Linked DNA regions of Mus musculus: regions 2, 3, 4, 5, 6 and 7 are each linked to region 1. Evidence: chromatin loops called from intact Hi-C (ENCODE). Cell type or tissue: heart. All regions are shown on one strand.

What was found. Hi-C counts contacts between places; a loop is a spot of excess contacts. Peaks named below come from ENCODE experiments on the same cell type or tissue, not always from the same donor. Only the 100,000 strongest peaks of a DNase experiment are listed, where the experiment ranks them.
Region 2: it touches region 1 in a loop (5-fold over the local background); 3 of 42 quality-filtered maps call a loop at or near these places.
Region 3: a loop joins it to region 1, with 4 times the contacts of the local background. A loop is called at or near these places in 4 of 42 quality-filtered maps.
Region 4: a loop joins it to region 1, with 3 times the contacts of the local background. A loop is called at or near these places in 17 of 42 quality-filtered maps.
Region 5: a loop joins it to region 1, with 10 times the contacts of the local background. A loop is called at or near these places in 29 of 42 quality-filtered maps.
Region 6: a loop joins it to region 1, with 2.9 times the contacts of the local background. A loop is called at or near these places in 4 of 42 quality-filtered maps.
Region 7: it touches region 1 in a loop (20-fold over the local background); 3 of 42 quality-filtered maps call a loop at or near these places.

What each region holds. Positions count from the first base shown.
Region 1 is chr9:105,393,231-105,397,230 of GRCm38, reverse strand. Nek11 (NIMA (never in mitosis gene a)-related expressed kinase 11) reads left to right here and starts at 1,944. Exons shown (of 16, transcript NM_172461.3): 1 at 1,944-2,035. Aste1 (asteroid homolog 1) reads right to left here and starts at 1,869. Exons shown (of 5, transcript NM_025651.5): 1 at 1,566-1,869; 2 at 1-686. The coding sequence starts at 668. In heart, no CTCF peak of the experiment used is centred here; a DNase peak (open chromatin) is centred at 1,870; H3K4me3 peaks cover 1,841 bases; H3K27ac peaks cover 1,102 bases.
Region 2 is chr9:105,494,385-105,498,384 of GRCm38, reverse strand. All of the region lies in intron 1 of Atp2c1 (ATPase, Ca++-sequestering), which reads left to right. Gm40564 (a long non-coding RNA gene) reads right to left here and starts at 2,393. Exons shown (of 2, transcript XR_871130.1): 1 at 2,310-2,393; 2 at 1,187-1,741. In heart, CTCF peaks have their summits at 2,396 (motif pointing left) and 3,708; a DNase peak (open chromatin) is centred at 3,214; H3K4me3 peaks cover 1,890 bases; H3K27ac peaks cover 1,627 bases.
Region 3 is chr9:105,610,393-105,614,392 of GRCm38, reverse strand. No RefSeq gene overlaps it. Among named protein-coding and RNA genes, the nearest start is that of Pik3r4, 31 kb to the left of the region's middle. In heart, no CTCF peak of the experiment used is centred here; a DNase peak (open chromatin) is centred at 2,222.
Region 4 is chr9:105,129,336-105,133,335 of GRCm38, reverse strand. It overlaps Nudt16 (nudix (nucleoside diphosphate linked moiety X)-type motif 16), which reads left to right and starts at 1,531. Exons shown (of 3, transcript NM_029385.2): 1 at 1,531-1,693; 2 at 1,774-2,043; 3 at 2,826-3,998. The coding sequence starts at 1,556. The coding sequence ends at 3,005. In heart, no CTCF peak of the experiment used is centred here; a DNase peak (open chromatin) is centred at 1,545; H3K4me3 peaks cover 1,507 bases; H3K27ac peaks cover 1,384 bases.
Region 5 is chr9:105,051,017-105,055,016 of GRCm38, reverse strand. It overlaps Mrpl3 (mitochondrial ribosomal protein L3), which reads right to left and starts at 1,749. Exons shown (of 10, transcript NM_053159.4): 1 at 1,505-1,749; 2 at 412-596. The coding sequence starts at 1,596. In heart, no CTCF peak of the experiment used is centred here; a DNase peak (open chromatin) is centred at 1,646; H3K4me3 peaks cover 1,678 bases; H3K27ac peaks cover 947 bases.
Region 6 is chr9:105,640,705-105,644,704 of GRCm38, reverse strand. It overlaps Pik3r4 (phosphoinositide-3-kinase regulatory subunit 4), which reads right to left and starts at 1,710. Exons shown (of 20, transcript NM_001081309.1): 1 at 1,315-1,710; 2 at 1-509. The coding sequence starts at 468. In heart, no CTCF peak of the experiment used is centred here; a DNase peak (open chromatin) is centred at 1,734; H3K4me3 peaks cover 1,299 bases; H3K27ac peaks cover 986 bases.
Region 7 is chr9:104,061,982-104,065,981 of GRCm38, reverse strand. Uba5 (ubiquitin-like modifier activating enzyme 5) reads left to right here and starts at 2,861. Exons shown (of 12, transcript NM_025692.3): 1 at 2,861-3,190. The coding sequence starts at 3,036. It overlaps Acad11 (acyl-Coenzyme A dehydrogenase family, member 11), which reads right to left and starts at 2,258. Exons shown (of 20, transcript NM_175324.4): 1 at 2,079-2,258. The coding sequence starts at 2,221. In heart, no CTCF peak of the experiment used is centred here; DNase peaks (open chromatin) are centred at 2,341 and 2,881; H3K4me3 peaks cover 2,375 bases; H3K27ac peaks cover 1,584 bases.

The sequences.
Region 1 (4,000 bases):
CACAGCACCGCAAAGAGAGGTAGTAGAGCTTTGTTCATGTTGTTGAAGTAATGGCAGAATGCATTGAGGGAAAAGCTTCTGGCGGGAATGTAGTAATCTTGTGTATCTTTAATAGTGTTCAGATTTCTCCACTGGAAGCTATTCAGTGAGCAAAACCCACTTCTCAAGTCAAAAATGCAAAAGTCACTATCCGATGATAGCACAGGACAATTCCAGTGATTGGCAAGTGTCATAATGTCCCGATCTGCTTCTGAAAAGCTCTGTACGAAACATACCTCAAGCCTGATCAAAACCTGTATGAACACTTCTCGGATGAGTAAGGGGCACACATTCCCACCCCCACCAAGAGAAAGGGAACGGGCTGCTTGGATCTTCTCTTTTGCTCGATCCTTCAAAGTTGTCAGCTTTTTATCTGAAATGTCACATCCTCCATCTAATACAACATACGGACAAATATGACACACAAACAGTGATTCAAAGAATTTCTGTACAACATCTGCGAATAAATCATAGTCTCCTCCATACCTGAGCTCCAAGTCAGAATTGAAGCAAAGTCGGTGGAAGAGAGAATAGCCATCAATGATAAGTTTTGTGTTCCGCAATTTCAAATCAACGAAGAATTCATTACTATAATCTTCCACAAAGCTCATTAGTCCCCGAATACCCATGATGATCGACAGAAATCCCTGTTGAAACAAACAAAAAAAATCAATTGCTGGTCTTTTTGATGGCTATTCTTGGTTGTCAATCTGAGTATATCTAGAATCAATCAAGACCCAAACTGCAGGATACGCTGTTGAGGAACTTTGCTTGATTGGATTATTGGAGGTGGAAGACAGAACTTATATCTAGGCCACACCACCTCATGGCAGCCCATATAGAGATAAAGGAAGAAATCTGTTTTGTGAGGGTCAAGGCCAAAAGTCCTAAGCTATAAAAATGACAACCCAGCATAAGACACATAATGAGCCAATTTTTTTTTTCCTTATGGATAACTAGACCCTTGTTACAGGTCTTGAGTGTAGGGTACATTGGAGAGTAGTTTGAGCTAAGGAAAAACACAGCTTTATGCTTCTAGGATCCCAAGTATACAATTTCAACCTCAACTGGATTCTTACACCCCCTTACTAATGGCCTATCTGGCTAACAACTCATAGGATTAGTATTACTGGTTTCCCCCCTCGCCTCTGGCTTCAAATATCGCTTAGCACGATGCTATTGCCAGCCTTGCCCGTGTTTAAAATCGTGAAAGTTTTGCCAACCTTGGAATTTTTGCATTTTGATTTTTGTGGGGCTACCACATAAAAAAATGCATCCTCCTGAATTTTTTGCCTTTGGTATCAGCTTACATTATTGCACTTGATTTTTTATCTCACCTCAGATCCACCTCGGCCAACATCTCAACACTTTTTAATTCTGAATCGTCATGTCTTTCCCGGTTTGTCATGTGGTTTCTGCGAACTCACTGTAAACTAATGACTTGACCTTGAGCGAAGTAGCTCAAGGAATGCAAGCAAAGGGCAGGAAAAGGTAGGATCTAATTCCTCAACCACCAATCTTCCTACCTCAACCTGCTCCTGCCCTCCGGATCCGCCGGCTGCTTCCGCCCGACCGCCGGCTCACTTCACCAGCAGCAGCAGGTAGGATCCCGGGGAGAAACGGCAGACCCGCGGGTGCGTGGAAGACCGCGAGCGGAAACAGGAAGTGCTGCGAACGACGTCACTGGGAAGCCTGGCTCCGAGAAGCTGAGGGCTCTCCCTGGAGGAGAAAATGCTTTCGGGCCGGGTGGTGGGAACTTGGTGTGAGAGGTTGAGCCATTCCTCTCACACTTGCGGCCGCCTCCTCACCCTGCTCGCTTCGCCACGCCTCGAAGGGTCCGGCGCGCTTCCGTTGGATTGGACGCCGGAACGTCGACTTCCCAGCAGCCCCCGCGCCGTCTCCGTGGCGACGATGTTAAACAACCACGCCCTCCGAGGCAGCGAGCTCTAGGCTGACGGAGGCTTGGCCGGGCGCCGCAGGCTGGGGACCTGTAAAGGTAATGAAAGTGGATCTCTCGGGCAGCCGGGTCCCACAGCCCCTGGACCGCATTCCCCTTCGGGAGACTAAGCGCCCTGCTCCTCGATATACATTCACGCGCTCCGCGAAAAACTTAAGGTTTATTTGTTGAAGAGACAAGTTTTTTCGTTTTACCTCAGGGTTAGAGTTTACTTCTCAGGTCAGATTTAGTTAGCAGAACCTCAGGTCAAAACAGCTTCCTAGTTTTTTGGGTTTTTTGACATGGACATAAACCACTCAGTTCTTACCATCGGTAAACACTTGACTTTCTCTTTACCTGCCCCAGCGGGATGGGTACCCCAGGGATGGTTAGCACAAAGTGGGCGTCTCTCAGCTTTCTTCTAGTTCCTATTATGTTTTCTTTCCTTTACTTGTCTTTGGGTCACATTTGGTATGCTGGATCTTTCTTCGCTCTCCAAACGTTTGCTAACAACTGTATGTCAGCTGTTAGCTAGGCCCCAGGGATACAAGCATAACCTGTGTCCCTAGCACCCAAGTTCATCCTCTGCCCTAGGTTCAGATCCAGCCTGCAGTGTGTGTACATTCCATGGATACCAACTGAGATGAGGGCGACAGAGCTGATTCTGTGTGATGAGCCTGGAGAGGCTGCTCACACACTGCTGGGTTTATTACTCCATTACAAATAGAAGCTTTGGTCCTCCATCTTGAGTTCAGCTCTTTACTAAGTGGGGACTTTAATCGCCTCTCCACATTGAGAATTATTATTAGTGATCTGAAAGGCGACAGAGAGGCCATTTTTTTTTTTTGAACAGCCTAGTTTATCTAGAAATCACCACTTTTATGCCAGTCAAAGAAGCAAACAGAAGGTACCTTTTAGGACCTATTCTTTAGATTCTGCAGATTTTAGTAACGTTTCCTTGAGGAGAGGGGCATTGCTCTCACTGGGACTAGATCAAACCACAGATTAGTACATTATTTAAAGAAGACAAAATTACAAATAGGTTTTATGTTTTGCAGTTTTTTTTTTTCTGTTTGAGTGTCCTTGTAGGTTTTGTGGTAAATGTTGAGCCCACAGGTCAACACTATAACACTATTTTTTTCTCGTTGTTTTAGAATTGCTGAATATGAAAACCTAATGCCAAGGTGTACATAGTATTCAGCGTAAAGTCCTATTTTCATGTAGATTTTAAACAAAAGCACAGTTTTCAATAAAACATTCAACACTTTGATGGAATGGAGTAAGAGTGTGTTTTGTGGAATACTTTCTCATGGGACAGTTCTGCCATTCATAACATTTCATAGCTCCCTCAGGAACTGTGGCTTCACCTGTACTACACTTAGAGTCAGCTAGCTTTAAAACGCAGTCTTAGGTCTGAGGTGCATGTCCTTACTTCTAATCCAGGAGATAGCTCTGTACCCAGTGTGTACAATAGAAATGGAATCAGATCTTGCTTAAGATGGGGGGGGGGCACTGAATTGATATCCTTCCACATAGCTAGTCTAGCAAACAGACACCCCAAAACTGTGATTTAAAGTTGACATGGGCAAAAAGCAAAGGGAAGCAGAATATGCTAATCAGGGTTTAACCCCAATTTACTCTGTGCTGAGTCAAAGCAGACTGAGAGGGAGGAAAGCATCACCAGGGAGTTGGCCTATGTGTGCATTAGGGGAAGCCATGGCCCTGGGTTCGCATTGGTTTTTAAGTCGATGGGGAGTATAAATATCTAACAAAATATGAATCATAAAACAAATACACATTTCAGGAGTCAGTAAAAATGTGGCTCTAAACTATTGTGATAAAGTTGCATGTATAAGGAAGGCTCTTTTTCTATGAGAGAGTGCCTTCTGGAATTTACTGTATTTCCTTTCATCCTACAAAACACATGCACACACATACACACACACATACACACACACACACAGAGAGAGAGAGAGAGAGAAAGAGAGAGAGAGAGAGAGAGAGAGCACGAGCATTAGCTGGTGT
Region 2 (4,000 bases), 100 kb before region 1:
ACTGAGCATGGTGGCATGTGTCTGTAATTCCATCTCTGGGGAGGCAGAGATGGGAGGATCCCTAGGGCTTGCTGCCCAGTCAATCTAGACTATCTGTGTGCCCCAGGCCAATTATAGACCTGGCTCAAAGGAGATGAAGGGTATTCTAAAGATGTACTCAAGGCTGTCTTCTATGCTTACACACACACACATACACACACACACACACGCTCACGAACATACATACATATGCATAAACGTGCTCAGTTTTTTTTTTCTTTTAAACCAACTATATGGGATGGTGAACTTCAGGGCATATATCTTTGTTTGCTGACTTTTCCTAACAATTTTGATCCTTTAGTTCAGATGATGCTAAAGGGTTAAAAGAAGACAGTAACTAGGGGAAGATTTAAAAGTAGCTCTTCTAGTTTTATTTTAAAATACACACTCCTTTATCATCTGTATTTAAATAGTTGGACAAGGCTAATTTATATCAAGTATTTGATCTTCATATACTTTTAAATGTTCAAGTTTTATTATAATATAAAAGCAGGGTAGCTCATATCCTCTTAGAACCAAGCACAGTATGAATAACATTGGAGCATCATGACCGTGCTTCCCCACGCTTCCCCCAGGAAAAGGAGCCTCGAACCTTCTCAGTCATGTGACCACTCTTCTTTTCTCATCTCCTCACCCCCACTTTCTCAGTGGTGCTCAAGTTTGAATCATCTAAGGATTCCATTCCCACCACTGAGAAACACTCTCAGCTCCTGTAAACCACATTTTGCTCTAGATGCATTTAATTTTGTAGGTTAAATATTCAACACAAAAGGAATAAGAGCCAAACTTTAGGGGAGGGTTATTTTAAAGGGGAACTTTCGGGGTTGGTCACAAGGACACTTGGCTATATTGTCTCTCATGGCCACCAGTCTCACTGTAGCTAGTCTTAATGTTTCTTCACATATTAAGGGTTCCACCTCGGCAATGCTTCTGCTTTATTATTATCTTCACGCGCCCTTTCTGTCCCTTCCGACAGTTTTACTGTGTAAGAGGAAAGAAGGAATCCTTCTGCATGTTCGTGCATTTTGCATTTACAGTTCACTATATTTTAGTCCCTCCCTCTGTCACACACCGAGGTGGGAATGGTACACAGCCCCTCACAGAAGGATCCAGCATGCACAGAAAAAGAGGAGAGCATGCTGCTCTGGCTTTAACAGTATTGATTAAAGCTTTAATATATAAATTATATGCAGATACATAATAAATGCTAACTTTTGATCACAGGAAATAGAAGTCAATGTTGCTGATCTCGGCTAGTGTGGGGCCGTGATCAGATCTGGTACAGAATAGAAAAACCATCTTAAGCAACACGCGCATCGTTTCAGCTAATTGGTCCAATAACTAACAATACAGATGTCCTAGTTTTCTTTTCTTTTGCTGTCCCAAGACATCAGAAGCAGCTAGGGAAGGAAAGGCTTATACTTTCCATCGCTGAAGCAATCCAAAGTGGGAACCTGGAGGCAGAAACTGAAGCGGAGCCCATGGAGGAGCACTGCTTCCTGGCTTGCTTCTCACGGGTCCCTCAGTTTGCCATCTTACCTAACCCAGGACCACCTGTCCATGGATAGCCCTGTCCACAGTGATCCCGGCACTCCCGCATCAATCACTTGAGAAAATTCTCCACAGACTTGACTGTAGGTAGGTCTATGTGATGGAGACATTTTCTCAGTTGAGCCTTCCATTTTACCAGATGACACTAGCCCTGTTAAGGTGATAAAAGAAACCCCAGCACAACAATAAAATTACGTTTTCCAGAAGTCTACATATGAATTCTAAGTGCTTATATAATGTGATCTACCTTGTAAACTTTGTGTTTTAAATTGTGCTTGTTGTAACATTAATATTCTGTTAAGTAATAACTACTACAAACTAATTTTAAAACTGAGCACGAGACAGCAATTTTATTATAGAAGCCACAAGCTTATGCCACGGGGCATATAAAACATCATTATACATACCAAAGTGGAGATGAATTATAGATTTCTACACTAGCCTGGCCTGGAAATTGCGGCCATCCTCTGCTTCTGTTTCCCATGAGTGGCATGAACTACTATGCCTGGCAAAAGCTCATTTTTCAAAATAGAAGACGTGTGTATGTCAACCCAGAAGCTGTCCAGAAATTTTGATCCTAAACAAGCTTAACAGGCACCCAACACAGGAAGGCAGGCAACTCGGTCCATTATGTAGAACGTGTGTTTGAAAGCATGTTATAGGACCCAATATAAAAGAGCAATTTTGTTACGGTTATTTGGTCACGGAGGAAAAAATACCTGTAGAGGCTTTTTCTTTGGAGCAGAAGGGGAGGGAGGGGGTCTTCAGAGGATGCTCCGTAACTGGCCATAGGTGTAGTTCTGCCCTCTAGTGGATATAGGTGGGAGAGTGGTTCAATGGCTTCCTGTGCTTTAAAGAGTAGCAACTATTCATTAGAAGTCTAGGGGTTTGTGTGAGGTGCTAAGTGAAAGGCTGACTTGGAAAATGATAGCAGCGGCCAAGGTAATATGGGTTTTTCGGCTTCGATGGCAGGGCGACTTGATTTCTAGATTCTATCCCAGCTATTCTGGTTGCATTCACGCAATGAAAAAAGGTCAGGGTTCCTTCCTCGAGCTGTCACTCTGAACCTTGCCCTTTCATGACACATGGGGCTTCGGAGCACACCCCTGAGCAGGAAAGAATTTTGGAAACTGGTCCCATGATGACCAGTCCTCCCAAGACCAGAGAAGCAGCCAGAGCTCGTGTTTACAAGTGAGGGTACGACGCGTGGGAGGCCGCTGACAGGAACATCAGCTTCTCTCTGTGTCGTCCGGGGAGATTGTGACGGCCGTGAGACCGGAGAGACTTCCAGAGCTGTGCAGAGAGCGCCCAGGCGACTCTGTGACCCGGCAATGGCTGTGCCTGTCTCTGCCTCGTACCCGCGGCCGCCTCGACAGAATGTGTGGCTGGATACGGGGATGGGTGTCCTTCCGCCCCTTGCGCCGCCGGGTGTGTAGAAAGCGGGCAGTCGCTATCCCGAGAGCCCTGGAGGAGCCGTGGGCCCCGCGCGCTCTCCTACAAACCCTCTGCATCCCCAGGACCACGTCCATTAGGGCTCGCAGGCTCGGCCTCACTGCACTTCCGCTCACCCGCGCCGAGAGCTGGAGTGCGCCTGCGCGCGCGCCTCTCCGGGCGGAAGTGGTAGCGACAAAGCTCGGTGGGCGGCGGGCTGGGCAGTGCAGGGAGCGCCGGGCGGCGGGGAGGGGCGGAGCGGAGCGCAGGAGGCGGAGGCGGGAGCAGAGCTGCTCGGCCGTGCGCGGAGACGCGCGGAGCCGGCGGGCCGAGCTTGACGGGCCCTTCGCCGCTCCTCCTCTCCCCTCCCTGCCGCCGTCCTGCTCCTTCTCCTCGGGACGTGTGGCGCCGCTGTGCTGCCAGCAGCTCCGGGTCGCCCGAGGCGCGTGGGGCGCCCCCGCAGCCCCGCGAGTGAGTCCTCGCAGCCTGGAGGGAAGGGGAGGACGTCTGGGGTGTCGGGGAGGACTCGGGTGTCTACTCCTGCCCCTATTTCCAGAAACTTCCAGGTCCAGAGGGAAGGGGGCGTCCAGGGAGGGGGGGAACGTCTCTTGCCCGTAGGGCGCCTCTCGGGCGCCGCCCGGCTGGCGTGTGTGTCGCAGGCGCTGCGGGCGGCGCAGGGGGTGGGCTAGGGTGGTGGCGGCTGGGCGAGGGTCGCCCTGCTCCTCTCCCCTCTCCTCAGCTCCGCTTCTCCTGGTTTCTCTTGCAGATGCTGCTGCTAGGGGTGGTGGGAGCAGCCGTGGGACGCGTGGCCGGGAGCGGGGGTGACAGCCTGGGATTCCGGGGTCTTCTCTTCCTTGTCCTCCTCTCCTCTCTATTCCCAGTGTGGCCGTGGCTGACACTAAAGACTTTGTAGCCATCAACCAGAGTGCAGTTTCGATGGAAAATGAAGGTAAAGGCCCCTGGCAGATGGGTTTGTAAT
Region 3 (4,000 bases), 220 kb before region 1:
GTAGCATCCGACCGGCCTACTCTCCTCCCACTGTTAGATTCCAGAGGCCACTTCCGGTCTGCCCGCCCATCACTGCCTCTCCCCACCACTTTCCACATGCCTCCAAGAAAGTTCCACTATTCGCTCTGGCTACCAAAGTCCTCTCCTCTTCCCCATACCTCAGTGCCAAGCCCTGTGGAACCAAGACTGAACATCTCAGTGTTTGGTTCACTGAAGAGAGAGCCCTGGAGTGACAGATGCAGAATTCTGCCTTGCATCTTGCAAACAGAATATACCAGAAAACTTAAGAGTTGAATGAACACAGATGACAAAAAACAAAGACATCCGATATCAGTCCCTTGAAATGGTTCTGATTTGCCCATGTACTGTCCCACGGATGGCAAAGGAAATGTACCTGGCTGGCCTGGTGACGCTGTCTCCAAATTTGCTCACAATACTGTGTCACACACCCAGAAGTGACATTGACTTCCAAACCTCTTTGTTTGGAATTTTCATTCAGCCACATTGAGTACCACACCACACCCCTCTCCTGCTCTCCACGACAGCTCCACCTCTTGCCCTCTTCTGTCAGGTCCAGTGACCTCACTGTCCTGTCCTTAGTCTCCCAGGGACAGGATTTCTCAGAAAACAGAACATATAGCTTTAAAACAGGATCTTCCTCCTTAGTTTAAAATCTTAGATTCAACTTAGCTGTGTACCCTGCCTGACTATGGATTCCAGGAAAGACCTAACCCATAAAGTAGCTATTTTCCCCATATCCAAGAAGGCTAAGCTCTCTGATACCAGCAATTAATATCCATCTGTGCTCTTTTACTAATGTAGATCCAGGATGTAGGTAAGGACTTGGCAAGGTGACAAAGGATATCTTTGTCTAGGGGCAAAAGAAATTTATTAGGAGAATGTGAAGAGAGATGGGCAGGTGTTCCTTGAATTATGATAAGCTGTCTCTCGGGGGGGGGTTATGAGTAGAAGTGCTTTAAAGGTGGCTGGTTTTGATGCTCTCTGGCTTCTTAGAGGGTGACCTTTGAATTCCCCTTCAAATCCTGAAGCAGAGGTAGCATTACGGGAGGCTTTAAAAGACCTCAACGCTTCATGCCTGGCTTTAATTATCTCTCCCTGGTGGTGAACCTTGGCAAGGATACAAAAGTGCTGCTGCCTTGCCAGTGAGATGGTCACTCCTGGGGAGACAGATAAATCATGCTCGCTCCAGCCAGAATTCTCATCACGCTTTAGAGTTGCTGATGCGTGGGATGCAAATTAGCAGCGCAACCAGGAAAGCAAGGCAGAGGCTGTGGGCTGCGTGCCAAGTGGGCCAAAGCTCTGGCATGCATTTGGTGATAAGTATCAGTCCTGGGCATGCTTTCAGCACTTAAGGGTGACCTATTAATCCAGTAGCTGGGGCAGTGAGTTGGTGTCTTTTGGCCACCCTTGCGGTTGAATCATCAAGACTGGATCACCCTTTCTGGACTCTCTCCTTAAGGCTTTGTGTTAGTTCGGCTTCATTGTCAACTTGATTGGGTTGAGAAATGTCTAGATTAGCCAGGTGCACCTGCTGGTGTGTCTGCACGGCACCTTCCCGATTAGATTGACTACAGAAGAAACAGCCACACTGACTGTGGGTGTCACCATCCCCTAGGCTCCAGTGTAGATGGAATAAAAAAGGAAAATAAGGAGAGCCTGTAAATTCTCCCTCTCCCCCACTGCTCCCTCTCTCTCTCCCCCAACCCCCTTCGCTCCCTCCCTTTCTACCTCCCTCCTGCTTCCTGACTGCCACACCACAGTGCCAAGAACTGCTCTGCTCTTCCTACCTCTGCTTGTACGGGTTCCTGTCCTAACTTCCCCCAGTGAAGGACTGTAAACTGAAATAAACCCTTCCTTCCCCAAGACGCATTTGTTCATTGCTTTAGCACAGCAACAGGGAAAGCAAACTAGATATGATTTCTAGGGAATGAGTTCCGTATCATATGGATAAATCTTTTGTTTTTACTGCTTGAATGTGGCTCAGTGGAAATGGTCTCCTTTTAAGAAGGATTAAGAAGAAAATAGGGCATAATAGCCAAGACAATACTGAAGATAAGACTGCCCACATGACCTAGAAGGAAGAGCGAAACCAGCCAACAAGCCAGACGTAGGAGCTGGCAAATGTGGCCGCATCTGTGCAAGTTGGCAGAGCTCCTTAAAATAACTTCACACTAGCCCAGATGGACGACCAACGCGGTCATGAGGATCCTTCCCTGAGCCAGCCAGGCGCTGTAACTAACTTCCTCTCGTTTCTCTGAGCGCAACCTCAAGCTTCACTGTTATCTGGGAGGAGGAGAGGTGGAGAGGACAACCACACAGAGCAATTGTTTCAGACACACCTCCTGCTTGACCACGTTCCCAGGCCTTTCCTCTCCACGTCCTTCATAACCAAGGAGCAACTTCCTGGCTTGGTCTAACAATAACTACCTGTTAGAATTTAAAGGGACCAGGCAATGGGTAAAGGCTCTTGTTGCACTGCCTAGGGACACGGGTCCAACCTCTGGTTAGACTCCTGTAAAGATGGGATGAGATAAAGGATTCTAAAGTTGTCCTCTGATCTCCACACGTACCCACACATACCCATGGAAACACAGACACAGACACACATACTCACATACATATACACACACAATTTAAAGTAAAATAAAAATATTTAAAGAATTTGAAGGAACTGGAAGGCTGGAGACATAGCTCAGCAGTTAAGAGCACTGGTTGCTCTTCCAGAGGATTGAGGTTCAATTCCCAGCACCCCCACAGTGCTTACAATCATGTGTAATTCTAGCCCCAGAGTAGGCAACACCTTCTTTTGCCCTCATTGGCATAGTATGCATAGATGTTTAAATATATATGAAAGCAAAACACCCATACCCATAAAATAAAAGTAAAGGAAAACTTAAAAATAAATCAATAAAATGTAAAAGCAAAAATCCCCTTTCCTTGTCGTCTACTGCTCTGTGGAGGCATTCTTCCCTCTTCTCTGCTTGTACTTGAAAACTTTGTTGAATTAATTTAGTTGTGTAGCTTTTTTGCTCTCCTTAATGACAGATACTCAAAATCACTTAACTTCCTCATAGTCTTCTGCCTAATAGTCATGGCACATGTGGGTCCTCAATTATTATTGATGAATGTGTTTACCATGAATGAATGAATGAGTTGAGTTGTTATTAAAGTTGAAGGTATGTTGGCCTTGATGGCACCCTCCTGTAATCTCATTGGTCTTGATGGCACCCTCCTGTAATCTCATTGGTCTTGGTGGCACCCTCTCTTAAACGCGTTCTCACGACCGGCCAGGAAAGACACAACAAACCAGAATCTTCTGCGGCAAAACTTTATTGCTTACATCTTCAGGAGCAGGAGCGCAAGCCCCAAGCCCCAAAAACGAAAGCCCCCTGCTTACATCTTTAGGAGCCAGAGCGCCAGAGCGCAGAGCGCCAGAGCGCAAGCAAGAGAGAGAATGGCGGAAACCCCGTTCCCTTTAAGGAGAATTATCCTTCGCCTAGGACGCATCACTCCCTGATTGGCTGCAGCCCATGGCCGAGTTGACGTCACGGGAAAGGCAGAGTACATGTAGTGGTAAAATACCCTTGGCACATGCGCAGATTATTTGTTTACCACTTAGAACACAGGATGTCAGCGCCATCTTGTGATGGCGAATGTGGGGGCGGCTCCCAACATCTCCCCCTTTCCTTTTAATAAGAGCAATAGGCCACCCATATTAATGAGAGTGGAGATAGAGGTCAAATCCCCAGTGTGCAGGTAAAGGAGCCATGTACAGGATTAGCTCTTAGGCTCACAGGCTTTTACCCAGAGCAACCCTGACCTGCTCCCGTGTCGTTTTACCTGGAGAGAAGGACACTTGGACACTCAACCTTCTTGAAAGATGACATGTCTCCCTAGAATAGGCTCATATATGCCGCAGAGCCCTTCTACTGCAGTGCTAAGCCGTGCAACTCTCTCGGGCTGCTGAAGCACACTCACT
Region 4 (4,000 bases), 260 kb after region 1:
GTCTTTTGAACACACATACATTTGTACATGCACATACACTGCACACATCCAGAAAACAAAACAAAAGAACCACCGTGTCCTCTTACTACCACCAGGAATTTTTTCTTGAAATTGGCCTGGGGTGGGGCTCTGGAATTGGAAGATATGAAGGGTTTTATAAGCTTCTTTCTTCTTCTTCTTCTTCTTCTTCTTCTTCTTCTTCTTCTTCTTCTTCTTCTTCTTCTTCTTCTCTTCTTCCTCTTCCTCCTCCTCCTCCTCCTCCTTCTCCTTCTTGTTGCCAGGTGATAATGTTTGACCAGGATGATTTGCCTGTCCCTTGGATGTTATCTGAGTAATGGCATCTGTATCGCACCTAACTCACCATGATGTGACTGCCTCAGTCAATGGCATCTCTGCCCTGCGACTCAGGGGACTGAGGCAAGATGTCCACAGGCTTTTCCTGATGGTGCCCTTATTCTTAGGATGCTGGCCTCAATCTTTGACATAAGACACAGCATCGAACCTCCACCCTCGAATCCAAGAATGGCTGCATTTACCATATGTCTGGCTCTGAGGAGAATTTTACTCCCATACTACGCTGGTTCCACCTCCACTAACAGGTCCTTAACTGGGAACCTGAGAGGGTTGAGTGGCTTCTACTAAAGTCACAAGCCTGTATCTGGGTGAGTTCTGAGCTCTACAACAAACTTTCAAGTCCAGGCTGTGACCTGAAGTCAGATCTTCTTTGAGTGTCACCTCTTCCCTTCCTTAAATACATACAGGTTCTTGATATATGGACTCAACTTCAGGTGGGGCAGCCTAGCTGAGGTGAAGGATCCTGAATGCCAGGATCTCAGCATTAGGCATTGAGTGTCCCCCATCTCTTTCCTATTTTTCTTCACAATTTAAAGTTCTGAGGGTATTTTAATTTACTCCTAGTGTGGTGGTGGTGGGGTGTCCTGTCTGACTCCTCCCCACTCTTTTCTGTGCTTTATTTCCTCAGCCAGCCACCCCTCCCCAATCTTACTGTGTGACCTGTGACATTTCCATGTCATTTTCCATGTACCAGGCGCCACATCACTACCCAGAGCCCACAGCCAATGCAGTTGGTTGTTGTAACCACATCCATTGGCCACTCCCCTTCCCCAAATGTGTTAGCTCTGTCCCTGTGCCCTCTTATAATCAGTCAATCCCCACATTTCCACCACTCAAGACTTGTTACACCCACCTCTCCTTTCCCCCATCACGCTAGGCTAGGAATAAGTTCTGAAGCCAGACTACCTTCCTCCCATCCCTAGACTCTTTGTTATGAACGGACCAACCCAGAACCGTTTTCTAAAAAATACGTTGTCCTTTGCACTGGCAGAACTCCTGCGTAAATTCTAACTCAGGTTCCAAAACACCTCCGGCCTGAGCCTGACCTTACCAAGCCTTCAGCCCCACCCTAGCCTAAGGGCCAATCCAGGGTGTCTTCGGAGCTCCTGAGAGACCCATCCTGATTGGCTGATGCGGAGTCTCGCAAAGCTCCGCCCCGAGGCGCTGGCCTCTGCAAGAACCCGGAAGTGCGAGCCTCGAGATGGAGGGGCATCGGAAAGTGGAGCTCAGCGAGGCCCTGGCGCTCGGGCCGGACTGGCGCCACGCCTGCCATGCGCTGCTCTACGCGCCCGACCCCCGCAAGCTGTTCGGCCGCATCCCGATGCGCTTCGCCGTGCTGGTGAGGACGCGTCATGCACGGCCGCTCCCCCGCCCCAGGGCTCGCGAGCCCGGGCCAACCATCATACCCTCCTCCCCCAGATGCAGATGCGCTTTGACGGGCGCCTGGGCTTCCCTGGCGGCTTCGTGGACGCGCAGGACAGCTGCCTGGAGGACGGGCTGAACCGGGAACTGCGCGAGGAGCTGGGCGAAGCGATGTCTGCCTTCCGCGTTGAACGCTCTGACTACCGCAGCTCACACATCGCGGCCAGACCGCGCGTGGTGGCCCACTTCTATGCCAAGCGCCTGACTCTGGAACAGCTGCAGGCTGTGGAAGCCAGGGCACCTCAAGCCAAGGACCATGGGCTGGAGGTGGGACCAGCCTGGGATCCACTCCAGCTCCAGTCTGTCCTCCCCCAATCCCCTTACCGAGAAAAGCCACTGGGTGGAGGAGATTTTGACCCTCCGACTTTGAATTCTTTCAAGTGGCATGAACTAGTTGGGATCTTGGTCATCTCCAGGCTAGATAATACCACCTACTCGGCCACCTTTAGCGGCCCCTGCAGAGAGCTTTTTAGAACACACATCCAAAGGTCTCTCCAGCTCTATGCTAGTGCACATGATACCCTAAGCTCTTGACTTTGGGTTCATATTTCCCTTAAGCAGACAGTGAGTCTAATGCTAGGGACGCCTGTGTGTAGAGGTGACCCTGAACCTGGGAGTGAGAGCGCTATTAAAACTGATTAGTGCGCACACTTTGACAGTGTTTAGACTGAACAGTCCATTGGAATCACTTGAGTTGGGTAAGGATGTCAGAGGAATACTTGGGTATTTGCATTTTTCTTGAGCACCCAAGTGCTACCTATACAGTGGTGTGAGTTCTGAGTTTTGAAATACTGCTACAGCCAGGCATGCCTCCTGGAGGCCGTCGCCAGTAAGGGTGAGGAAAAGGATGGAGAAGGATTGGCACGGATGGAGCTTGGAACCCAGCGTGGCTCACTTGTCCACAGAGTTTGGCTCTCTAAGCTCTCCTGAGGTGTGATTATTAGGCCCGGTTCTGCTTGGCTCTTCTCTGGAGAGTTCTGTTCCAAGGTAGATAAGGTAATGTGTTGAGGTTCTTGAGGTCCCACTTGTCCGATGTCTCCTTTTCATAGGTGCTGGGCCTGGTGCGGGTACCCCTGTACGTCCTCCGTGATGGTGAGGGAGGCCTGCCTGCCTTTCTGGAGAATTCCTTCATTGGAGCTGCCCGAGAGCAGCTACTAGAAGCCCTTCAGGACTTGAAACTTCTGGATCCTGGCATTATTGCAAAACTAAAGATCCCAGATTCTAAGTAGAATCGGACCAGCATGGACCCCTGGAACCCAGAGGGCCTTGGTATGAGGGAGGGAAGGACAAGTGGTCTCTCTTTGGGGTATAAAGGATTGTAGGTGGTGCCAGATTAGCAACAGGGAAGGATATGCACTGTTTTCAACGGAACACCTTGTCTGGTGGCATTAGGGATAAAAGGCCTTTGTAGTATCCCAGAGTCCTGCCTTATACATGGACAAACAGCCTGGAAGCTCCAGGTATGTATATGTGTAGTTCGTGGTCACACACAGCCTGACACACTGTCATCTGCCCAGTTTAACCATGATGTGGCATTTGGCACATCCCACTCCTTCCGGGTAAATGGGAGGGTTTCTTCCCCATCCGCTGTAAGGCTGCTGTCCTGTGTCCAGCCCAACCCATGCCTGTTAGGGAAGCAAAGGAGATGGCTTCTTTCTGAGAATTGTCCTGTGTTACCTGGGGCTTGAGCAGAGCAGTGGGTTTCAGAAAGTGACGTAAGGGCCTACCCAGCCCTGCGCTCTAACTGAGAGTTGGAATTGTCAAGGGCTTCTTAGGAGGCCTGAGACCTCAGTCCTGATACCTGTCTTCCTGCGTGTTCATCTTTGAGCTCCCATTGTCTCTGTCTAGCCTGCCCTGCTTAAAAAAAAACAACCAAACAAACAAACCAAAAAAAAACAAAAACAAAAACAAAAAAAAACCTAGAGGCATCTGGAAGAGTAGGCTGATATCTGGGCCTCCAAGTTCCAGAGCTTTTTCAAAAGGTACAGGTTAATACTTGCTCAGTGCTAGGTATGGTGACAGAAATAGAGACCCACTGCTCTTGTCTTTAAGACTTCACAGTGAGGAGTGAGCACACAGCATCATAAAGAGCACTACACAGTAAGAAGTAGAAGCCCCTTCAGTCACATGGTGTCCGTGGGAACCCTTTACTCTGCCACGTCAAACTTATCTGCATGATGTATAAATTTGTGGTTGTTGTGTCCCAGTAAAACACCAATTAAAA
Region 5 (4,000 bases), 340 kb after region 1:
AATGGGTTTAGTGTATTATACTACATACATGCCATACATACATGCCATACATACATGCCATAGGACATGCTGATTCTGGAACTATGCTTCCCAAACAGCACACAAGCATCCCAACTGAAAGTAGCTGTATTAATACAGGACAGTTTACACTGGATTTTCCAGCCTCTTCTTCCTGGTTTCTACCTTTCATTTTATATTCTTTGTATCTAAAGAAGACAATATATGCAGAATGCTTCACCTCACACCTACAAAACACCTTCCTGAGGTCTTTTACTTATCTGGAAACAAATAAGCTGGCAGACGAAAGCAGAATGAAACAGATATGAAAATTCAAGATGTCATATGTCACCATTTTCATGCATCAAGCCATACTGTAATTAAGGGGTCACATCTCAAATCCCTACACCTCACCTGGTTCCCAGGGATGTAAAGGCCACGGCTCATCTTTCAAGGGATTCAGTTTACTTGTCAGCTGGGTTTTATTTTCATCGGAGACCAGTTGCTTAACAAAGGAGAGATTTTCTTCAGAAAGATGTTCATCCCACCAAGTACTACTCTTGCTGTGGAGATTTCTAACAAAGAACAAGATATTCTTTCTGGAAACAAAAACAATCAAGTCATTATTTCCATTTAATGTAGGGGAGGCCACAGTTAGATAATGCACTCACGGCCTCAGGGAATGGTGTGGTTTGTCCATTTTCCCTAACACTTCTTATAATAACACGGGGGCTTCTGCTTTAACCAAGAATGGTTACCCTGAAGGCTAAATTTATCTTTTCATTAACAATAAACAATCCTACCTAACTAATAAGAAACACATGAGTGACTACTAACCCACATGAATCTGTACTTGACAGTTTTCTAATGGAGTGGCATCGCCAATGTTAACAAACTACCAAATAAGCAGTTTTAAAAACAAAACTAAAAACCACAGAACACAACCCCTGTCCAGCAAATGCACTAAGAAGGAGATTAGCAGCTTGAGGCAAGGAAGGAAGGAAGTGTGTTTAATTTTTGCATACGGTGGGGGTGGATGAGAACCTAAATAAACCTCTGGGCAGTCTACTTTGGTTGGTAGTGAGGAAGTTCCAGCTTAGAATTACAAGTGATTTTCTACTCATTAGCTGAGTGACTTTGGACAACCTATTTCCCTTTAGTTTCAGTTTTATCTGAAAAACTTTCACGACAGTGGTCTGCTCACCGGACACAAGGCCTAATATAGGTTACAATACAAACACAACGTCTAGTCCAGCACTGGCTGGTTGGAAGACATTCTTGCTGCTGCTAATAGTCGCAGCTAACCCCTAATTCCTTGAACATTAAAACAAAACCCCACTACTCCTTCAAGGCTTTAGATTGAACGATGCTTTCTTAATTTTCTATGCTACCCCCTTGAACACATGGCCCCTTCCACTTCTAACCCTCTGCGGCAAAACCAAATCTCTGTTCAAGGACATAGTTGAGTGGGCGGCGCCCCCCGCCACCACCTCTTGCCCATACCCACCTTCTCTCTAAGCCGGGGTCAGCACCTAGGCCTCTGGCGCCACAGCCCAGCACCCGGGCGCCAGCCTGCGCCAGCAGCCTCCAACCCGGCATGGAAGTGGCCGGGCAGGGCTCGGCTCGCGACACCTCCCGCCGCGCCGCCGCGGAGCTTTCAGCAAGTCCCCAACCCAAACCCCAGGAGTTCGTAGTAGGCCTGGGACAGCAGTCACGCCGTTTGTCCGCCAATGCCCTCCGCGGAGGAAAAGCACAGCCGGGCCACTTCCGGTCCGTTTCTCAAAGCGGTCCGGGTAAAGACTCCATACCTGTAACTATGGTTCCGTATCCAAATGGCTCTACTTTGCCAATGGATTAGATGGTTGACTCTAGTGGTGGCAAAGAACGTTTGGGGCTTTAAACTTTAGGAGAATGTGACAAGAAAAGATAAAAATTTCTTTGTAAACTAAAGAAAGAGAAGTCACCTCCAATAATACTCACTGTGGGAAAACTCACTGTGCTAAGTAAGTCGCACTTTGGCAATTTTATATTGGTTAATCCCAAGACCAGCCCTTTAAAGAAGTTATTTCTATATTATAACTAAGGGAGCAAGTACTTAAAATTTATGTACATGCCAAAAACAGATGAACAGAGTTAACACTGAAATAGGACTGATGTATGCTAACAATAAAGTGGGGTCAAAACAAACAAAACAAACCAAAAACAACAAAACCGGACCACATGCAACTTTCGGGGCTGGAGCACAAACAGTCCCAGGCCGTTCTTCAACTCATCAAAGACCTTAAACCGGAATTGTCTAGAGAGGCAGCTCATAGAGTTGAGACCAGGTGCAATTGTTTCAGGAAAGAGTGTTACCATAAAGTTTCAGAATGATCGTGATACAGCTACAACAGTACTGTATCTTCTATGCCCCAGGTCGTCCTACCTTGTATGTGCTAGACATTCATTTCTCTACTCCAAAAACCCTATCTCAGTTACATCAGTGTTTTTGGAAAAGTAGAAACAGCAATTTGGCCTTTCAGCTTCCTCTTTAGAGAGAGAGAGAGAGAGAGAGAGAGAGAGAGAGAGAGAGAGAGAGAGAGAGAGAGAGAGCGCAAGCGAGCAAGGAAGAAAGGAAGAAAGAAAGAAAGAAAGAAAGAAAGAAAGAAAGAAAGAAAGAAAGAAAGAAAGGAAGGAAGGAAGGAAGGAAGGAAGGAAGGAAGGAAGGAAGGAAGGAAGGAAGGAAGGAAGGAAGGAAGAAAGAAAATTAAAGACCTGGGTAACCTGCTTTAGAAAGTTTAGAGAGTTATTGCTTAGACGTGAGGGCTCAAAATCGTTGCCTGTTCTTCCACTAAGTGCTGTTGTGGGTACCTTGACAGCTTCTCAGTAATATTTTGAGACTCAGAGAAAAGAATGCATCACTCTGTCCTTGCTACCTGACTTCACAGATACTTAAGATAGGCATATTCATTGAGCCTTGACATCTACTATGCATGAGAATAAGAGAAAACAAAACCTACTATCACCAATATCTAGTGTTTTGTATGTCTATAGTATACAATAGTCTGTGTTCAGTATTGTATGTGTCCATCAGTCAATGGTATCCAGGAGGTCACTAAACTTGTAGGAAGGCCAGTTTAAGTAGCTCAATGCAACAAGAAGGACTATGTGCCTGGGGCTGTCAGTGTAGAAGTAAGTTGAAGAGCTTTATTACATGATTTGGGCTTACTCCAGGTGTTTTTTAATGTATTATCAAGGAAATGAACATATGTTCAAAATGGATGCTATGAAGAATTAAAGATAGTTCAGCAATTAGGCGTCTTAATTTTTGTTCTGGTGGCAGGAAGACCAAATTATGGGTTGAGAACAATTGGTGAACCTGTTAGTCATGTTTTTAGCAGCCTCTAGAAATACCGTGTTGATGTTTGGATGTAAAGACAGCAGTATGGGTGGTAAGAGGATTCATTTCATTCTCTCAGTATATTTTCCCACTTAATTTTTGTAATAACCTCATGCAATGATACTGTCATTATCCCAACTTAGGCAAAGGGAGATTGCATTACTTCTATAATATTACCCAGCTAGTAAGAGGTAAAGACAGTGTCTAAAGAGTGGCAGTATCACAACAGGGATGTTTTTCTAGACATTTTATTTGTTTCTCAGGAGTATCTGTGTTACTGTCCTGGCCTTAGAATTCCTCTAGCAATAGAGAGGAAAGCAAGTAAGTATACCCTATGCAATGGACTGGGGTGAGGGAGCATCCAGGTTAACCTTTGTTTCTTGTGCCAAGTTTTACCTGACCCAGAATGGGGACATTGTGTCAATGAAACCAATGATAGGCGCCACTGCCAAAGTGAATTGAAGAAAAACCATAATTTGCTGTCCTGATTGACAACTGGGGCACGGCATTGTCGTTACTCTAGATTTAGTCATTGCTGTGTACTTCTAAGTGACAGTCCCAGGTCCCAAGAGACCTAGCACTGGTTTCCTTAGGGGATACGGGATCAGATTTCAAGCTTTCCAT
Region 6 (4,000 bases), 250 kb before region 1:
GACCATCACATTCTCTGTCTTGATGTCTCCGTGGCGGACTCCAGATTTGTGCGCTTGGTCCACGGCCGTCAGGATCTGGAAGGCGATCCAGCGCTTCTCGATGTTGTTTAGGAACGGGCGGGTACTGATGCGATCGTAGAGGTTGTCTCTCACATACTGCCGGAACAGCATGGCTGCTTTCTCAGACGCCTTTTCTGCTGCTTTCTGGAAGGGGAGGCAGTTCTGGGCGGAGTGGAGCCTGATTTTCAGTTCCTCCAGCTCCTGTTTATAACTAGTTAAGGGTAACGTGGGATCCTGAATTGCAAAGACCTTCACAACCACCAGGCCTTCCCGGTGCTTGGCTCGAGCGACTTTAAAAAACCGAGTGCTTCCCAGGCTCTTATCATACTCAAAGTCATGGATGTCTGAGAAATAACTCTCTACAGACAGGATCTGGGAAGGAGCGATGCCAGCCAGCTGATTTCCCATAATGCCCAGCACCTCTGGGACAGCAGCTTAACACAGAACACCTGGGTAAAAGGATGTCGAGCAGGAGAGAGATTAAAATGGAGAGAAACAAAGAAACAGTGAAATCGCCATTATTTGGCCTTTTCCTAAAAGACATCTGTACCTTTACCTACTATGTGTGTGAATGTGAGTCCCAGATCTGTCTCAAATTCAGAAAAAATTATCTAAGTAGATTTTATTACTTTTATCTAAAAATATGGTGCTACGTCATGTCATTCTTTCCAGCCGCTAAACTGTTTAATTACATACATGCCTTCAACATTTTATTTTAGAGATAAGGTCTGTGTAGCCCAGGCTTGGCATGGAACTCTCTATGTAGCCCGAGAAGTGAGTTTGAACTCCAGATCCTCTAGCCTCCACCTCGTAAGGGCTGAGATCCCACTATGCACAACGTAGTCCCTTCAACATTAAGCTAAAAATGTTAAAAACATGCATTCACTGTGTGATACTATTAAAGTCGTAAAAGTACCGTATGCCTCGGTCCTTGTCCGGGAAAACTAGTTTACTTGCAAGTAAGAAACACGCTAAACGCTTAAAAGAACGAATCACATGATACAAACGGATCATTTTAAGTCCTGGGAGGATCAATCAGATCTATAGAATTAGCATCAACTGGGCCTTGCATCCTCGCAGTGATGTCTCCCTCCTCCTAAACCAAGGCAAACTCCTCCAGTTTGCAACAAGAAACCCCGCCAGAAACATTCAAGAAAAGTAAGCCGAAATGCACACTGCCCCAAGTTACCTAACCCCACATTTTGCAGGAACTGTCTCCCTACCCCATAGTTGAGCACTCAGGAAAACATTTACCCCAGGCCTCTGGCAACTCAAAAGTCGCTGAAAGATCCCAGGGAGGTCTTGGCAGAGCTCCGAGGGGCTTGGGCGTGAACGGAAGCCGGCCAGGAGAATGTTTTCTGTGAGGGGTCTTCTTTCAGACACGGGACCGGGGTAGTTGGGGCAGGAGCGCAGACACGTCCGAGATCTAGAGCTGGGGGTGAACAACTGGGAGAGCAAACACACTCGGGACTCCGGACACCCAGCAGCCTCGCTGCCGGCTCCTCCCCTGCCGCCCTGGGCCCCCGCGGGTTCGAGTCCCCGGATCCCAGGGCCTTTGCAGCAGCCCTGGACAGGGACAGGGACAGGGACAGTGCCCGTCCAGGAAGACGACTTCACCTGCGGCAAACGCTGAACTCCCGGGAAAGCCTCCGGGTTGACCTCACTTCCTGTTGAGATCGGAAGTGACGGACGGAGGCTTGAGGAAGCGTTCAGTAGGAAGCCGGTTGCTAGGAAACAAGGGAAGGAAGCGTGGCCTCGCTGCCTCAAGCAGGAGGTGCTTTTCTTCACTAACTCTGTGACCAATGGCTCTAAGTAAACTTACCCACGTACTTAGAAAACCTAGCTCCCCCACTAAGTTGGATTTCAACTTTATTGAGTGAGAAGCTATGTGTCATAAAGTTCGTCGGTTTAAAAAGTGCACAATTGGGGTGACACGAACCTTTAATCTCATTACTCAGGAGAGGTAGATGGATTTGTTAGAGGCTAGCCTGTCTATAAAGAGAGATCCTCTCTCCAAAAAAAAATGTATGTATGTATGTATGCATGCATGCATATTTTGTATGTACACACACAAGTTATCTCGGTATGGCAGAGCCAAAGCTGTCATGGCTTCACAGCAGGAGTAAATCTTACAGTGAACCTACACAACACCTGGCATTTTAAGTCAACCATTGGTTGGGGAAGTGTATGCACCCTACCTCTCTGTGATAAAGACTTGGCTTCTAATGTATTCTAGGAGAGAAACCACTTTCTTCAATTGACTCCCTACTGAGTGCCCACCAGACTCCAATGGATAGCCCCAAACTCACTGCCTAAACTCAGTGAGTCTTGGAAAAAAAATATTTGAAAGTGCTGGTTAATTAGGGGTGGGGGTATTACAGTAATCACATTATACATGTATAAGATTGTCAAAAAATCAAGTTAAAACCATTTTTCAAAGTGTCAAGATTGGCTGGTTTTAATTCTTTATTCATTCTATTTTTGAAAGCAAGGTCTCGTTCTGTATTTCAGGCTAGCTGAAATACATCCCCCTGCCCCAACTTACTGGGTGCTGGAATTACCTGGGTGCATCATGGTAAAAAGAATGGGTCTTTGCTGGAGTTGTGTTCTAATTTTCTTGCTTTTGCTACTGTGCTGGTTCGAATGAGAATGGCTCCCAAAGGGTTGTATATTTGAATATCTAGTCCCTAGTGGGTGGGCTATTTAGAGGACTAGAAGGTGTGGCTTTATTGGGGGAGGTGTGTCACTGGCTTTGAGGTTTAAAAAGCCTAGGCCAGGCCCAGTGTCCCTCTCTTGCTGCTGCCTGTTGACCAGGCTGTAACTCTCAGCTCCTGCCTGCCAGCTGCGATGATTGATCCCTGCCACGGTGATCTTTGACTAACCCTCTGAAACCTTAAACTGTAGCCTCCCATAAGCCTGAAGCAGGCTAAGCCAGAACTTGATCTTGCTGCCACTAAGGAGATTATCTAGGGTGGAGCCTAGAGCACTCTATTGTTCTGCCACTGCCGCTGTTCCCCTTCAAGATACTGCTACCTGCTGAGAGGCCCCAGAACTATTCTAGAGACTACACCCTATTCTGCATGTCATCACCTGCGGCTGGTTCCAGGCTCCAAGGATGAATTGGCGGGAATGGACTTCCCCGCCCCCTCTTTTATAAAGCATGTCCACCATTAAAAATTTGAACCTTGATCAGAACCCTGTCTTGGTTCCATCTTCCTCTGGTCGCCTAGTTTCCCTCTCTTTCAGCACCGGCCTGCTATTCAGGTGTACCCGTCCTTGTGAGCCGCTGGACGGCTCGCAACATTAAGCAAGCCGCTTAAGAAAATACTTTCTTTTATAAGTGTTGCCTCCCCAGCACCAAAGAGGAGAGGGAGAAAGCGGTTGTTTTTAATATATTTTTACAGTTCTATAATAGCTATAATCTGTTTCACCAAAAGGAAAAGCCTGAAGCTGTGAGCTAGCCCTCGGCCCCTTGGCCTTTACGTTCTGAGAAACTGCTAAATTATTTTCCAAAGTGCACACAGCCTTACATCCCCACCAGCACAGTGTGGGGCTCCTGATCCCTCTGTGTCCTTTCTAGCGATGACATCATCCATTTTCCATTATTAGAGCATCTTGGTGGGTACAAAGTGACATCTCCTTTTGGTTTCATTTGCAGTTCCCCGAGGATTTAATGACGTTGAGCATCTCCTCGTGTACCTGTTGCCCATTCATTCGTCATCTCTGGAAAATGTCTACTTAAATCCTTTGTCAAAGCCTTAGATGTAGCTTGGTGTTTGATTGTCTGGTCTGCTTGGGACCTCAAGGTCAACCCCCTGGAGTCTCAGAATCAAGTCATAAATACTTTGTATGCAATTGATTTTTCTTCTTTTAAAACCTTTTTAGGTTTATATGGATGGATGCTTTGGCTGCGTGTGTTTATCTGCACCACATTCATGCC
Region 7 (4,000 bases), 1.3 Mb after region 1:
CTACGCTTTGTCCACCCGTGACTAGAGACCTGTTCAGACAAAGGGGCCCAGAGGGTCTTCGACAAGATTTCCCACTCAGTTTTTTTGTTTGTTTGTTTTGTTTGGAATGTTTCTGTTAACCTTTTGGTTTCACATAAAATTTAGAAGCAGGTTTTTTCAAATTAGAGAAAAAAACCAGAATTTTGATTAACATTGCTTTGAATCTATAGATCAGTTGGAACAAAGAGCAAAATTTTTCAATCCTGACTTTTCCTGCTCATGTATGTGACTTCTAAGGTTCTTTAAAAACTGCTAATGAGGTTTTTTTTTATGTTCTATACAAAGGTCTTGAACACCTTCTATTAGGTAATGTTTTGGGATGTTTTTATTAGAGCTTTTGGGTGTCATTTTTCAACTGTTGCTAAGATATAGAAATGCAAGTGATTTGTACTCTTAAGTTTAACAAACTATTACCTATGTTGCTCTTGGCTTTTCAACACACAAAACAAGTCGTTTCTGGATAGCATTTCTTTGCTGTTTTAATCCTATTAAAAAGTTGCATTTATATTGTCAAAATGTGTGTTTTCCCCCTTTATATTTATTTATTTGGTGGCACACGTGTGGGGGTCAGAGGACAACATGCAGGATCTGTCTCTCTCTTTCCACAATGTAGTTTCCAGGGGGTTGTCTCAGGTTGTCAGGCTCAGCAGCAGGTGCCTTTACCTGATAAGCCATAGAACTGGTCTAAACTTTTAAAAGATTCCTTTGAGATTTTTGTGGCCTTACTATTTCTCTCTCTTTCTATCTATCTACTTTTATTTTTATAATTTTTCATATGTCCTGAAAATGAATGTGTTTTCTCTGTTGAATATGTACATCTATGTTAAATCAAGATTATATAACATTCCTGGAAAAATAGTGTTTGAAACCAAGGATTGCTACATAGCCCAGACTGGCCTCAAATTCACAATCATTTTTCCTCAGCCTCCAATCTCCAGGGATCTTTAGATTGTTGGGATTAAAGCCATGTAGCCCTAGGTTTGACTTCAGAAGTACTTTTTTTTGTATCACAACTAATTTCATGTATTGAGCATGATTTTGGTGAACATCAACTTAATTCAGAATTATTTTAAGTCTGCACAGGACCACAGTAATGTGAACATATATAACCTTTATCTGAAAGCAGGACAATAAGCTGGCCAAATTCCACAGAGTGAACTAATCACTGAAATGTGAACTTTGACCTGCTTCAGTCTGTTTACAACACAAAGTATTAAGTTTAGAAGTGTCAACTATTACTTATTCCACCTCTCCACGGATATTTCAATGCTTAAGTCCTTTCACCTAAATCACTTCATTTCTTTATCAAGACTAATGGATACAGGCAAATATTACAGGAAAGGAACTTTGATCTCTGAATTTATGTTACAGTTAAATCCCCAGATAGAAAGGCCAGGCACAGTTTACTGAAACCATATGAAATGGTTTTATACTGGAACTGTATAAAAGTAAAAAAAAAACAAAAATCAAAAACCAAACAAAAAATACCCTCTCTATTTACAAAACACCAGACTAAAACCAGATTCACTTGTCAGTGGGGAAAGGTATTCTTGGAGTCACCTCCTCCCGTTTAATTCCCTTGCTTCAAGAACTTAGGCCTTAAGTGGTGCTAAAAACAGTGAAGTGGAATGTCTAGAATCGAATTGGTATATTTTAGCTGGTATTATTAACCTAGCCCCAGGTGACTAAGGTCAATTAAACAAAATGGCACCAGCCCCTCAGAAACTGATCTTTAGATTGTAGCACAGAAGGTCACAGAAGATATCTATTAGGAATTCAAGAGTGTTCAGCCGCAACACTCTCGGTGAATTAGACACATAATTTTAGTCCTTAACAAGACTGCACTGCATAATGGATACTGCACCTCTGCTCCTGCCCTCTAATTCAGACTAGCCTGGGATTCGAGTACAAATTATCCAGGAAGCATCCTTGCAGGGAAAGAAATCCCGACCGGGCAAATGAGACACCCACCCAGGGCCAAAGGAAGCGAAGCACCAAGCACAGACATGTTCCCAGGAGGCAAAGGCTATGGTTGATACCTGTATTGAGTAACAGTCAGCACAGCCCGGGAATCTGACCCAAAGCCCGGCAAGTGCTGATTCAGGTAGGCCTCCAGGGACCTGAGGTCGAACTTGTGCTGGGGTAGCACTTCCACGGTGTCACTGGTGACATCCGTCTCCATGACCGCCACTGTTGTCACCGAGGAATCCACAGACTGTACGGAGGTTGCGCCAAGGCAGAAAGGAGACCGGCACTTGGGGGGGGGGGGGGGGGGGCGTGGTCGGGCGGGGCTTAGGAGAAGCCAATCACCGGGACTCTGGGCAGTGTTGCTGCAAAGCCATGTGGGAGGCGGAGTCTGGGACTCGGAGTCTGGTGGAGAAATAAAAGAATTGCCTGTTGTGGGACCAGACTTAGAATTTACCCTCAGCGTCAGAGCTGGAGTCCTCAGTCTTATAGAAAAACAAGGTCGCAAACGTGACTCTGGCGAATGAAGACAAACAGCTGTCACCCTAGACTAAGGACGCGCCAGCGGAAGACCTGTGCGGTCCGTGCAAGAAGAGAGTCCGCCAGAACCTTGAGCCTGCATTAAAAGACCCTGGTGTTTCTCATGGCCTCCTAGATAGGAAAGACGGAATGGCCGTCGACTTGATCTGGACACATATGATGCTGGCTCTGCTGAGACCTGGGTCTTGGTTCTAGAGAAGAAAGCTAAGTGTTTTGAGGAGTGTTTTTATTTATTATTATTATTTTTTTTTTTTTTTTACCGAGCGGAGCGATGGCGGCGGCGCACCGGAAGTGGCACGCCGGAAGCCCGGTGGGCGTGCCGGAGACGTGTCTTACTGGGAGCCTTGGAGCCGCTTCGCCGGTGTCTGGACCTGGAAGGCTGTGTCTGTTCCTCCTGCGCTTCGTGGGCCCAGCGAGGCAGCGTGGGGAGGCGGCGACGACGGCGACGGCGGCGGTCCGGCCTGGGATCGGAGGCCACCGGGAGCCCAGCCATGGCCGACTCGGTGGAGCGGCTGCGACAGCGGGTTGAGGAGCTGGAGCAGGAACTCGCCCGGGAGAGAACCCGGCGCTCTGGAGGGGACGGCCACTGCGGCCGGACCCGCATCCAGGAGATGAGCGACGAGGTGTTGGATTCCAATCCCTACAGGTGATCCATGACGGGGCGGGCAGGGCCACGCTCCGCGCGAGGGATTCAGCCGGCCTCCTGCCGCTCCTTTCCTGCTGTGGAGGTCCAGTTCCCAGATGGGCAAGGCCATGTCTTATGCTAGTCAGAAGATATTCTTCACCAAGCGAGTTGGCTCACGATTCATCGTAGCATTCGGGAGGGTGAGGTAGAGGGGGTTGTCGTGAGGTCCAGGTCAGTCTGGGCTACAGGAGTTGTAGGCCACTTTGGGCTGTGTAGTGAGACCCCTTTTTTTCTGCAAGGAAGGAAAATAACATTTTATTAAAAAAAAACAAACAATCCAAGCCATCCATCCATATGGTGGAGCTCTTCTGCCTGCTGTCCTGTACCCAGTTTCCTGTCACCATTATCTTTATTAGTCTACCTGGCTCTGCATCGGCTGATGCATAGAAAGCTCTGTCAGAGTATAATATCTCATGTAAAGTCGCCGAGGATAGAGCACCGTTTCCTAAATGCCTCTTGGTGTAACTTAGATGGAGCAGGGTGAGGGAGAGTTAGTTACTAGGGTGCTCACGAATATCCCTGAATATTGGCTTTGCCAGGGCTCCTGACCCCTCCTCTTTGCTCTCCTTAAATGGGCTTAGAAGATTGAGTGGCTTCACTTCTCAGCTTACTGAGTAGTCAGTAACTTAGAACGGTTTCTAACAGCTGCTGAACTTCTGGGTGAGATTGTTCCCTGTAAGTGGGGCCACAGGAACGCCTGTTTCCGCCATAGTTCTGAAGACTGAAGCAGTTTATGTGCAGTTCTTAGAACAGCAGTCGTGCATGGCAAAC